Linked DNA regions of Homo sapiens: region 1 is linked to region 2. A link is a loop called in an ENCODE intact Hi-C map of the cell type or tissue named here. Cell type or tissue: chondrocyte. All regions are shown on one strand. Each heading gives the region's core, and the rest is flanking DNA. Links, peaks and the distances in the headings are about the cores only.

Region 1 (5,392 bases), core at 248-5,247, 320 kb after region 2:
ATAGACCCAGTACATTTTAGGCAAGTATCAGGGCCCTGTAAATTTTCGACTCAAGTGATGAATACTTGAATACATAGATGTGGCTCTGACAACTATGAAAATTAACACTTTATTTTAGATACATCTAATTTAGCATAACCCCATGACTGGATTTTGTAATTTGGGACAGTAGATTTGAGGGTTGCCTCTGTGAATAGATTAGATTACCGTTCATGTCCCTCTCAACTCTGAAATTTCATAAGTCTATGGCTAGACACTTAACCCATAAGTCCCTCAAAAAATATTTCAATTGTTTCCTTCTTTCTGTTCTTAGCTTTGGTTTATGCATTAGTAAATAATTAAGATATAAGAATTGTTATAATTTGTTGAGCTGTATGTAATAAAGGACCAAAATAACAGTGGTTTAAATAGATAGACACTTTTTTTCTCATGTAAAGTTAGGATCTAGAATGTTCGGGGCACAACAGTTGCCTGGGACTCAGGCTACTTTGAGATGTCCACAATGCCACCCTTAAGGAGCAATTTTTATTCACCTAATCTACATTTTACCTCCATTCATCACATTCATGATCTAAGCAGGGTAGAAGAAAGGGAGAAAAAGTGGCTAGCACTTTCCCTTAAGGTGTATCTTATAAGTCATTTACATCTTCTCTCCTAACACTCCATTGATCAGAATTTTCCACAGGGTTACAGCTAGTGGCAAATGAGGCTGGTAAGGTTGTCTTCCCTCCCACCCTCCAAATATCCATGTGCTTGGCTTAAATTGGATTTCTATTATTGTTAAAAGAAAGAGTGCTTATTAAAACATGCTTATATGCTTGGGCACAACATCCATCCATCTATCTATCTATCTATCTATCTATCAGTTTTACACACACACACACAGAGACACATACACATATACACAAACAAATTGGTTTTCCAGAAAATCTCATTATTTTTCCCTCTACCACAGTGCAAGGCAGGTTTATTTTCCATATGTCATTTAAAATTTGATTCAATAGAAATTAATTACATGCCTATTTTGAATCAAAACTTAATCTAGTGTTTAAGTATGTTGGCTTTTGTCTTAGATGAGTACAGTGTTGTCAGTTGCCACCTGTGTGATATGAACAAGTTAATCTCCATAAGTTTTCATTTTCTCACCTGAAAATATATGTAATAATATATAACTTGCAGATGTGTTGTTATATTTAAATAATAAAAATTTATATAAAACTCTTAACAGTGTTAGGCACATACAAATAATCAGTAAACCAAGTTTTTAAAAATTTCTTCTTAATTCTTAGGTACTGTGAGAATAAAACATGACTACTTCCATTCCTTTCATTAAATTACTTTATAAGGCATTATGTCATCTGCACTGTAGAGAAGAAAAGAATGAAAGTAAGAAGCAGTCAAGAACTTTTTTAGGCAGGGCACAGTGGCTCATACCTGTAATCCCAGCACTTTGGGAGACCGAGGCGGGTGGATCACCTGAGGTTAAGAGTTCGTGACCAGCCTAGCCAACATGGTGAAACCCCCGTCTGTACTAAAAATACAAATTTAGCCGGGCGTGGTGGTGCATACCTGTAATCCCAGCTACTTGGGAGGCTGAAGCAGGAGAATTGCTAGAACCAACCTGCGAGGCTGAGGTTGCCATGAGCCGAGAGCACGCCATTGCACTCCAGCCTGGGCAAGAAGAGCGAAACTCTGTCTCAAAAAAAAAAAAACTTTTGTAATTCTTACCTAATTATACGACCTGGAGCAAGTCCCTTCTCTTGAGTCTGAGGTTTTTCATCTGAAAAATGGCAACAGTTATAATACATGTTAGAACTTCATGAGTAGCAAATGTCATTATGTTTCTGACATACTTTGAAAACTCTAATACACTTAAGGTGAGCAACGATAAAATAGCTGCTGTTAACTAGTGTTAATTCACACCAAAATTGTGCTGAGATCTTTACGTGTATTATCTCATTTAACCTCTTTAATCATCCTGTAACATATATATTATGAAATCTATTTATCATGAGCAAAAAAAGGACTTAGAGTTCCAAGATCACACCAGTTTGTGGCCAAGAATTCAAACCCAGATATGTTTATGTCCAAAATCAATACTGTAAAATATATTTTATGGTGCTACTAGTAATGAAGTGGTTCAGTGCATGGGAAAAATGTGCTAAGGACAGTGGATACTTTAATTTTGCCAGATCGTAGGGAATGTAGAACTGTGGAAGTCAGGACTGGAGGACAGGCTGGAGACACCATTTGGAAAGTTCTGAATGTAACGGCGAGGATTCAATTTAAATGAGGAAGATATGAGGAACTATGGAAGATTCTTATGAACATTCAAGCTGTGACTTAGAAGGGTTGAAATAGATGAATTAAATACGGGTGGGGAAAAAAAGCAGAGAGATGACTAAGAAGCTGTTTCAGCATTCTGCTATGGACCAGAACTAGGGCGCCGGTCATGGGAATGCTGCACAGTGAGTCTGTGTCTAGGAATGTTCTAGTGCTCACATGCCACTTATTAAGGATGTGTTCAGGAGGAACTTGTTGATGTGCCACTTTAACACTTTAAGGCAACCCTCCCATATCAGCAGCAGGGCACCAAAGGCATACTCCCATCAGTATTCTGGGTTTGCATGAGTTCCTTCTGAGCCAGACTTTTGCCACATTATCCCTACTTGTGACTTATCTCTTATTTCCTCTTGCTTGCTTCAAACCCATCTCTGATTTTGGCACCTTTAGTTTTCTTGGCTTTTGACCTCTGTTTTGCAAAATGTAGGTTTTGTTATTATTATGCAGGTGACCAGATTAGGAGATGGTTGCCATTGAAAAGGTAGTTTGTTACTCACAGTTCCAGGAGGAAGGGGTACACCATGCCACACCTGGCCACCCTGGGGAAGCGCTGGCATCAGGAGGCAGAGGGAGTGAGGGGAAAATGTGGACAAAAGTCTTTATTATGGTTTCCACAGGAAGTGACTGGCAAGGAAGGGCAAACAGGTTTGGTATTGATGAGTTCGAGTAATTTCAGCACGCTATGGGATCTAGGGGCTGTCCCTAGTTGTCTGGTATCTGGGTCTGGGGTGAGTAGGGCAGGCGGGTAGTGGTCCTCAGTGTAAAGGACTAATAAAGAAGGTGGTTGAGATGTGGGCTCTGGATTGGTTACTTGGTATATGAAAGGTGCACTCATAAGCTAGTCTTTTACTATCTCTAAGAATTAACTAGGGTCAGTCTTTCCAGAGTCTGCAAGTCTCCAAGATGTCAAAGCATCAAATATAAAGAAACTAGAAAATGTGGTTATTATATTTTGACCCACTGTTTTTATTCCTAGCTTATAATCAATAGTTTTCTTCTTGACTCATCAAAATCAGACCTACTTACAGATATTTTCTGAGCTTTCTTACTTAGCCAAAGGCATTCATTCTCGTGCATGAGGAGGTGGGGCAAGGCCGTTCCCATAAACAAAGTCCCACATGATGGTAATGGCTACATACCTAGGTCTAAAGTGGTCCAGACAGTGAGAAAAAGAACTTACATGTTTCAGAATGCTGTGACATGACCTGTATGATATGTGGCACTGATCAGTAGTTACCATCAGTGTATGCTGCATTAGAAATCAGGAGAATTGAGCCTACTATCTATGTTGACACTAACTATCTATGTGACTTTAAATCATTTTGCTTCATTGGTTTTCAGTTTTGTCTTTTGTAAAGAAAGAATTGGATTAGGTACTTCTGCAGCTCTTCTAGCTTCAGTATTCTATGATGCTAGCCCATGAAATACATATGCTGCAGTACTTAAATGGATTTCTTTTCATTTCTAACTTGATATGCCAACTAGACAGTCTCTTTTAGCTTTTAGCTGAAAATGTTCTATTATATCCCTCATTCTTCCCTTCAAAAAGAGTACAATGTTAGGGAATTTATTACACTTAACATAACATGTGTTTATGGTTCAGTATGAGAACCCACTATTTTTTCCTCTGCTAAGGTTGGATAAAAAACAGCAGCCTAATCAGTGATTATGAACTCTGAGCTCAGCTTTCCATTTACAAACAGTGAGGCTGAAAGCTATAAACATTCTTACTTCTGCCTGGGAAGAGTTGAATGTTCCAGCAAATGTACATTACACTGGAAAATCCAGGATTAGTTTTCAATGTCTCTGTAACATGTTGTTTCCACAATTACTCCCCACGTTAGCAGAATGTCCTCAAGTTTTTGGAGGGTGCTTTGCCTGGAGCTTGGCAGGACTCATACTGCATCCTCAGAGCTGGATGCTTTCAAATAAAGCTCTCCTGGAAGTAAAAACTTGTTTTGTCCTCATCCACCCTCCCTTGTTTGTTTAGCTTCCTTTGGTGGGAATGAAGTGGGTGAAACAGTCTGTTAACTCGTAAAAGCCTAAGGCATTTGCATTTAAGAAAACAATACATATATTAGTATGTTGGATAAGGAGAGGCAGGGCTGCTTATTTATGCTAGATGAGTAGCAATCTTCAAATTCATATCATAATTTTAATTTATAATTTTTGTCCAAAATGGGACAAAAAAAAAAAAAACGGCAAGGGAGCAGAATGGTGGTGATGGGGAGAAGTAGAAAAAGGGGAAAAAAAGGACCCATTTGAATTCTCAAGAAATAATTATTTGGTAGTGTTTTATTAATTTGAATTATAGGAAAGCTCAATGATATCACTCTTACATGTAGATAGGTTGTAGGGCATCTTTAAGGTCAAGTGTTCAGAAAAGCGAGTTAACAGACTTTTAATGGTGGGCATTTCTTTAGCAGCAGATGTGACCCCATGTTTCTCAATGACCCCAAGGCAAGAGTGATGGGCCCCCATATTTCTCAATGCCCCCAAGGCAAGAGTGATGGGCCCCCATGTTTCTCAATGCCCCCAAGGCAAGAGTGATGGGCCCCCATGTTTCTCAATGCCCCCAAGGCAAGAGTGATGGGCCCCCATGTTTCTCAATGCCCCCAAGGCAAGAGTGATGGGCCCCCATGTTTCTCAATGCCCCCAAGGCAAGAGTGATGGGCCCCCATGTTTCTCAATGCCCCCAAGGCAAGAGTGATGGGCCAGGGGCTAGAGGAAGCTCCAGAAGAAACACAGCCATTGCCCATCTTCCTGGAACATCAGTTCTTCATGGAGAATTATGTTTATATTGAGATAAACATTATGAAAATTTTAAAGTGTCTATATTTAAAACAGAACATAAAATTGAATCAAATTTCCACTGATGACAGGCCGTTTGGAGTTATACTGCATCACCCCCTGAGAGTAAGTATTTATTTTTCTCTGTAGGTAGAAAAATTTAAGAGTCACTGATCTAGACCATCCCCCTTGACTTTAGAGTTTAGGAAATTGTGCCACAGAGATATTAAATTGCCATGGCAACCCAAATCTGTAAACT
Region 2 (5,392 bases), core at 308-5,307:
ACTGATAAATTTAACTACATAAAAAATCTTCCCAGGCTCAGGCCTGTAATCCCAGTACTTTGGGAGGCTGAGGCGGGTGGATTGCTTGAGCCCAGGAGTTTGAGACTAGCCTGAGCAACATGGTGAAACCCCATCTGTACTAAAAATACAAAGATTAGCTAGGCGTGGTGGCATGTGCCTATATTCCCAGCTACTTGGGAGGCTGAGGTGGGAGAATCACCTGAGCCTGGGAAATCGAGGCTGCAGTGAGGCATGATCATGCCACTGCACTCCAGCCTGGGTGATGGTAAAATGACAACTGAGAAAAAAAAAATGTTACCCATTTCAGGGAAAAAGGACTAATAAATCTAATAATAAAAAGAAGAAAGTGATGAAAAACCTAGTAGAAAATGGGCAAAAGATGTGAGAAGTTTACAGAAAAACATTGCAAAATATCTTTAAAATATATTAAAAGATGCATTGCTCATAATAAGATAAATGTATACTAATATTATACTGAGATGCCATTTTCAATTATCAGATTGGTGAAATTCCAAAAGTTTACAATATTTTGTTGGCGAGGCATGGGGAATACAAAATGGCAAACAGCTATGGAGGGGAACTTGATATTACTTAGCAAAACTACATATGTATTTCTGTCTTTCAATCAGTAATCCCACTTTGATGAATTTATCCTCAGGATATACTAATAAAAATATGACATGTCAGGGTAGTGGGAAAGAGTGGAGTCAACTCAAATGGCCTTCAGTAGGGTGCTGGTAGAATAAATCATGATACATACATAGTAGATCAGTAACTATGCTAAAATTACGCTCTATAACAAACCACCCCAGAAACCTTTGCAGAAGGTAGGTTTTTAAGGAATTATAGCAGAAACACACACACACAGGATAGTACATATCTTTCATTTTACACAAATAATAGACTATACACACTTCTTTGTGCCTTGCTGTTATTTCACTTAACAATATATATTAAAGATAATTTTATATCTGTGTATAAAAAGCTTCCCTATTTTTTGTTGTGGCTATATGTTATTTCATGGTATGAATACACCATTATTTATTAAACCAATCTCTTATTGAAAGATGTTTAAGTTGCTTTCAATTCTTTATTATTAAGAAGTGCTAGTCTGGGCACGGTGGCCCCTGCCTGTAATTCAGCATTTTGGGAGGCCGAGATGGGTGGATCACCTGAGGTCAAGGAGTTTGAGACCAGCCTGACCAACATGGTGAAGCCCCGTCTCTACTAAAAATACAAAAATTAGCCAGGCGTGGTGGTGTGCCCTGTAATCCCAGCTACTTGGGAGGCTGAGGCAGGAAAATCACTTGAACCCAGGAGGCGGAGGTTGCAGTGAGCCAAGATTGCGCCATTGCACTTCAGTCTGGGTGACAAGAGTGAAACTCCACCTCAAAAAAAAAAAAAAAAGAGGTGCTGCAATGCATTACTATGTATGTATATATACATACACACATATAATTTTGCACAGACATGAATATATTTTGGCTACCTCCTCAGAAATAGAAATTTTCAGCACATTCGAAGTTCCCCTTTCATCCAGCACTTCAGTGTTGACTCTGTTTCTTGTTTAGATTTCATATATAGTGATACATTCTTTGAAGAATACCTCGCAGGCTCTTGTTTTTAGAGACAGAATAAAGTTGCAGTAGAGACTGAGAGCAATATGTTTCCTTTTCTGTTTACAAAATTACCTGTGACCAACAAATGGGAAAAGCCATGGTCTTTAAAAGAAAAAATATGCAATTCCATTTCCACTATTTATTCTTGTTAGTTCACTGACTGAAACTGAAATGTGGTTTATTACAATGGATGAAAATTTGGAAAGAAACAATTAATTTGCATAATCAAGCAATCTGCATTATATTGCATAAAAGACAATAACAAAGTGAATTATGTACAAGGCTAGACTTCATGCTTTGACAAACAAAATGTAGCAGAATAGTTTCTTTAAGTGGAACTTCTGGACAAAATTTCCATATGAGATATAGGTAGCATGGATGAAATAGAGATGTTAAGACATTTTAGTTTTTTTGTTTTTTGTTTCGATCTTTCTGAAGGATGACTTACCATAGTTTGAGGGGGATGTAGGGAACTAATACATTAAAAAATAGATGTTGGCTATTATTATGATGAAAGGAAAGTGGTTTACTGTATGGAAAATATCATGAAAGTTTACGCAGATTTGGGAAAGAGAGTGATCGAGGCTCAGAGGTTGCCCTGAACAACACATGAAGAAAGGAAGGCAAGAGTAATGTGAGAACATCAACTCTAAAAACTGAAGTGTAGTCTGACGGCCATGAATTCTCATAAGTCCCTAGTCGTGTGAACTTTCCCTTATTTTCCTCAATAAATGTGTATTTGTATATATGTTTGTGTATGTTTGCTTTTTTCGTTCCCTCAGACAACTGAGAAATACTTTGTACTTCGCTATCCAGTATTTATATGTCTTACAGCACCTTTTCTCCTTGTATGTTAGTTTTTTCTTCAGTATCCTTAATTTTAAAGCTGTACTTCTCTTTTCTACTCAGTTGTCTTTCCTATCATTTAAAGCCATGAGATTGTTTGCTTTTCCTTCTCAGTGCATCCATCCCCCATACAAAGACTCTTTTATTTTCTTATTTATGGAAGTTTCTTGCCGTCACATTTTGGCATTCTTCCAGACAATAAGCAGTTATGTAGCATTGGCAAAAGTCCTGCATCTAGTTCTAAAGAGATGTAGCCCCACTGTGTATCTCAAATTTCCTCTTGACCTGACCTTTCTCTTTGCCCTGGCTTAACTTATCTGAGTTTGCTGGTGGTGCCAAGTTCCTTCTGCTTGTGAGCTGAATTAATGAAAAGGCATCAACATCAACTTCCCTTCCTGTAATACACACACACACACACACACACACACACACACACACACACCATCATCATCATCATCATTATCATCATCATCATAATCATATCGTTGGGGAAAGTTTTCATGTTGACTTTTTTGGGGGAGACGGTTATGAAGGTAGCATGAGGAAGGTGAGGGTAATAATAGAAATTCAGTAGATCTTGCAGGACAAATTGCCTGATTCAAATGGTGAGCTACTCTCATTATATTCAGAGTAGGCGACATAATGTATTCACTTCTTTCCTTTTCATGGGCAAGTTGTACTTGTGTAAACAGAGGGAGAATAGTACACATCTGTTCTGTTTCCAGTCCTATGATTCAGACTATTTTAAGTTGCCAAGAACCAGGAAAGTCTGGAGCCATTGTTTGCTGACATAGTCAATGGAGTTCAGTCGGGAAATAGGAGCAGCCAAATGTTCCCCAAAACGGAGGTGGTGTGGCTTCCACCAGCCCACCAATGTCAGCCAGCCTTACTTAAAACTTACTCAACTGCACAAAATTGCAGATGAAGTGAATAACCTAAGCTCATTTCTCTCATCATTACAATCTCCAAAACACTAAGTTTCTTTTAGCAACTCAGCACTGTATTAATTTCCTGCCAGGCAGAATACTTCTCTAGCCTTCTGTGGAGGTCTTTTTTTATTAGTCACCCATGGATTCCTTTTCCCATAGTGCTGCCTGGAATATTACCAACCTATGGTGAATTTAATTTTAACCATCATGTTACATTCTTTGCTTCCTCCTTTCCTTCCTTTTATTCAATACGTATTGAAGGTCTATTTGCTAAACACCATGGGAGGTACCAAGGATACAGTAGTGAAAATACAACACCAGGACGCTAGAGTCTAGGAGAGAAGAAATACTTTTAAAATGAGTGAATTATTACCATAATATGTCCTACAGAGGGGAAGTACAATATAATATAAGTATGTATACCAGGATGAACTAACCCACCTGTGGAAGTGACATTTAAAAGGAGACTTGGAGAGTGAGTAGAAATTACTGAGACAAAGGGTTTGAACGTAAGGGCAGAGCTCACGGGATCTTTGTCAGGCAGAGGGAATGGAATGTGCAAAGGTCCTAAGACCTAAAGGAACTAGGTGAATTTAAGAAATCTCCCAAAGGTGAATGAGGCCTGGACTCAGAGTGCATGGAGTGTCTGAGATGTTATGTTGAGGCCAGATGAACCAGAACCAGGACCTTGTAGTCAGGTTAACAGTTTAAAGTTTATCCTATTATAATAGGGTGAGTTTTAGGGTTTATCATGTTGCAGTAGGTTGCCTGTGAGATGAAATTAAAGAAAACAGACACAAGGCACACAGAGTTATTTATTTATTTATTTATTACAGGGTCTCACTCTGTCACCCAGACTGGGGTGCAGAGGCACAATCATGCTCACTGTAGCTTCGACCTCCTGGGCTCAAGTGATCCTCCTGCCTCAGCCCACTGAGTAGCTGGGACAATGGCTACTCTTGGGCTCAAGCCATCCTCCCACTGCGGCCTCCCAAAGTGCTGGGATTATAGGCGTGAGCCACTGTACCTGGCACAGACATTTAAAAGAGATAAACTGTTATTCTAATCTTGTCAGCAATTTTATTTGTAAAGTGAAACCATTACTTTATCTTCTTTGTTTCGGGAAGGTCTGTTTTTGTGTCTCAACAAGACAAATTGGAACCCACTCATCTAGGGTAAGTGTAACGGGAAACAATTTTGGTGGAGAATCACCTCATTCTTGCTCTCTGTAGAGGGCTATGCGGTGTCTCCTCAATAGCCACAGACCTGTGAAACTTAAAGACTAGAGAATGAGTTATCCCACTTTTGTAGGAGCTATGGGATCTTCTGGGAGGTAAAGAATTATAATCCCCCAAGGAGTTCAAAATTATTATTCTTTTTCTGATAGATGAGGGTAGATGAGGCCATCTCGTAGGAAAAAATGAAGTGCTTTCTTCCCCCTTCCTCTCCAAAGAGGCTATCAGTGATGTACAGTTAGGGTCTGGTTGTGAGAAAATGGAAGGCATTGTATGCATTCTGCATGTGGAGGGTTTCGATACAGGAAAACAGAGGCTTCATAACTGCTGGAAGAACTTCAGGAACAAAGGGCAAGAAAGCTGCACTGATGGATGTTTTCCTGCAGCTTTCCTTTTCTTCTGCCTTCTAGATCTCACGCAAATGCTTCTCATTAGCTGACCTGGAACCACAGAAGGAACTGGAGTCTGGAAATGTATTTCCTGGTTACTCTTATGTAATGCATGGGAGACCTCTGAAAAGGATGGCAGTGATGTCAAATTGACAATAGGACAATTCAGCACAGGTGATGACCCTGGTTTAACAGCAAAGCCTTGGCTGTTGTGAGGGGAAGAGGGTTCCCAGCGTAACAGACTGCTGTTCTGACAGTGTGGATATATCTTGAGGCATCTTGGCATTTGTCAGGTTGCTCCAGAAAAATGGAACGAATTAGATATGTAGATGCAGATATATTTATATACACAC

Evidence for each region. Hi-C counts contacts between places; a loop is a spot of excess contacts. Peaks named below come from ENCODE experiments on the same cell type or tissue, not always from the same donor. Only the 100,000 strongest peaks of a DNase experiment are listed, where the experiment ranks them.
Region 1: it touches region 2 in a loop (2.3-fold over the local background); 2 of 110 quality-filtered maps call a loop at or near these places.

Annotation. Positions count from the first base shown.
Region 1 is chr13:37,444,225-37,449,616 of GRCh38, forward strand. The region is part of intron 2 of LOC124903159 (a long non-coding RNA gene); the gene reads left to right. Among named protein-coding and RNA genes, the nearest start is that of LINC01048, 38 kb to the right of the region's middle. In chondrocyte, for the core only: no CTCF peak of the experiment used is centred there; a DNase peak (open chromatin) is centred at 2,465.
Region 2 is chr13:37,124,585-37,129,976 of GRCh38, forward strand. No RefSeq gene overlaps it. Among named protein-coding and RNA genes, the nearest start is that of CSNK1A1L, 22 kb to the left of the region's middle. In chondrocyte, for the core only: no CTCF peak of the experiment used is centred there; no DNase peak of the experiment used is centred there.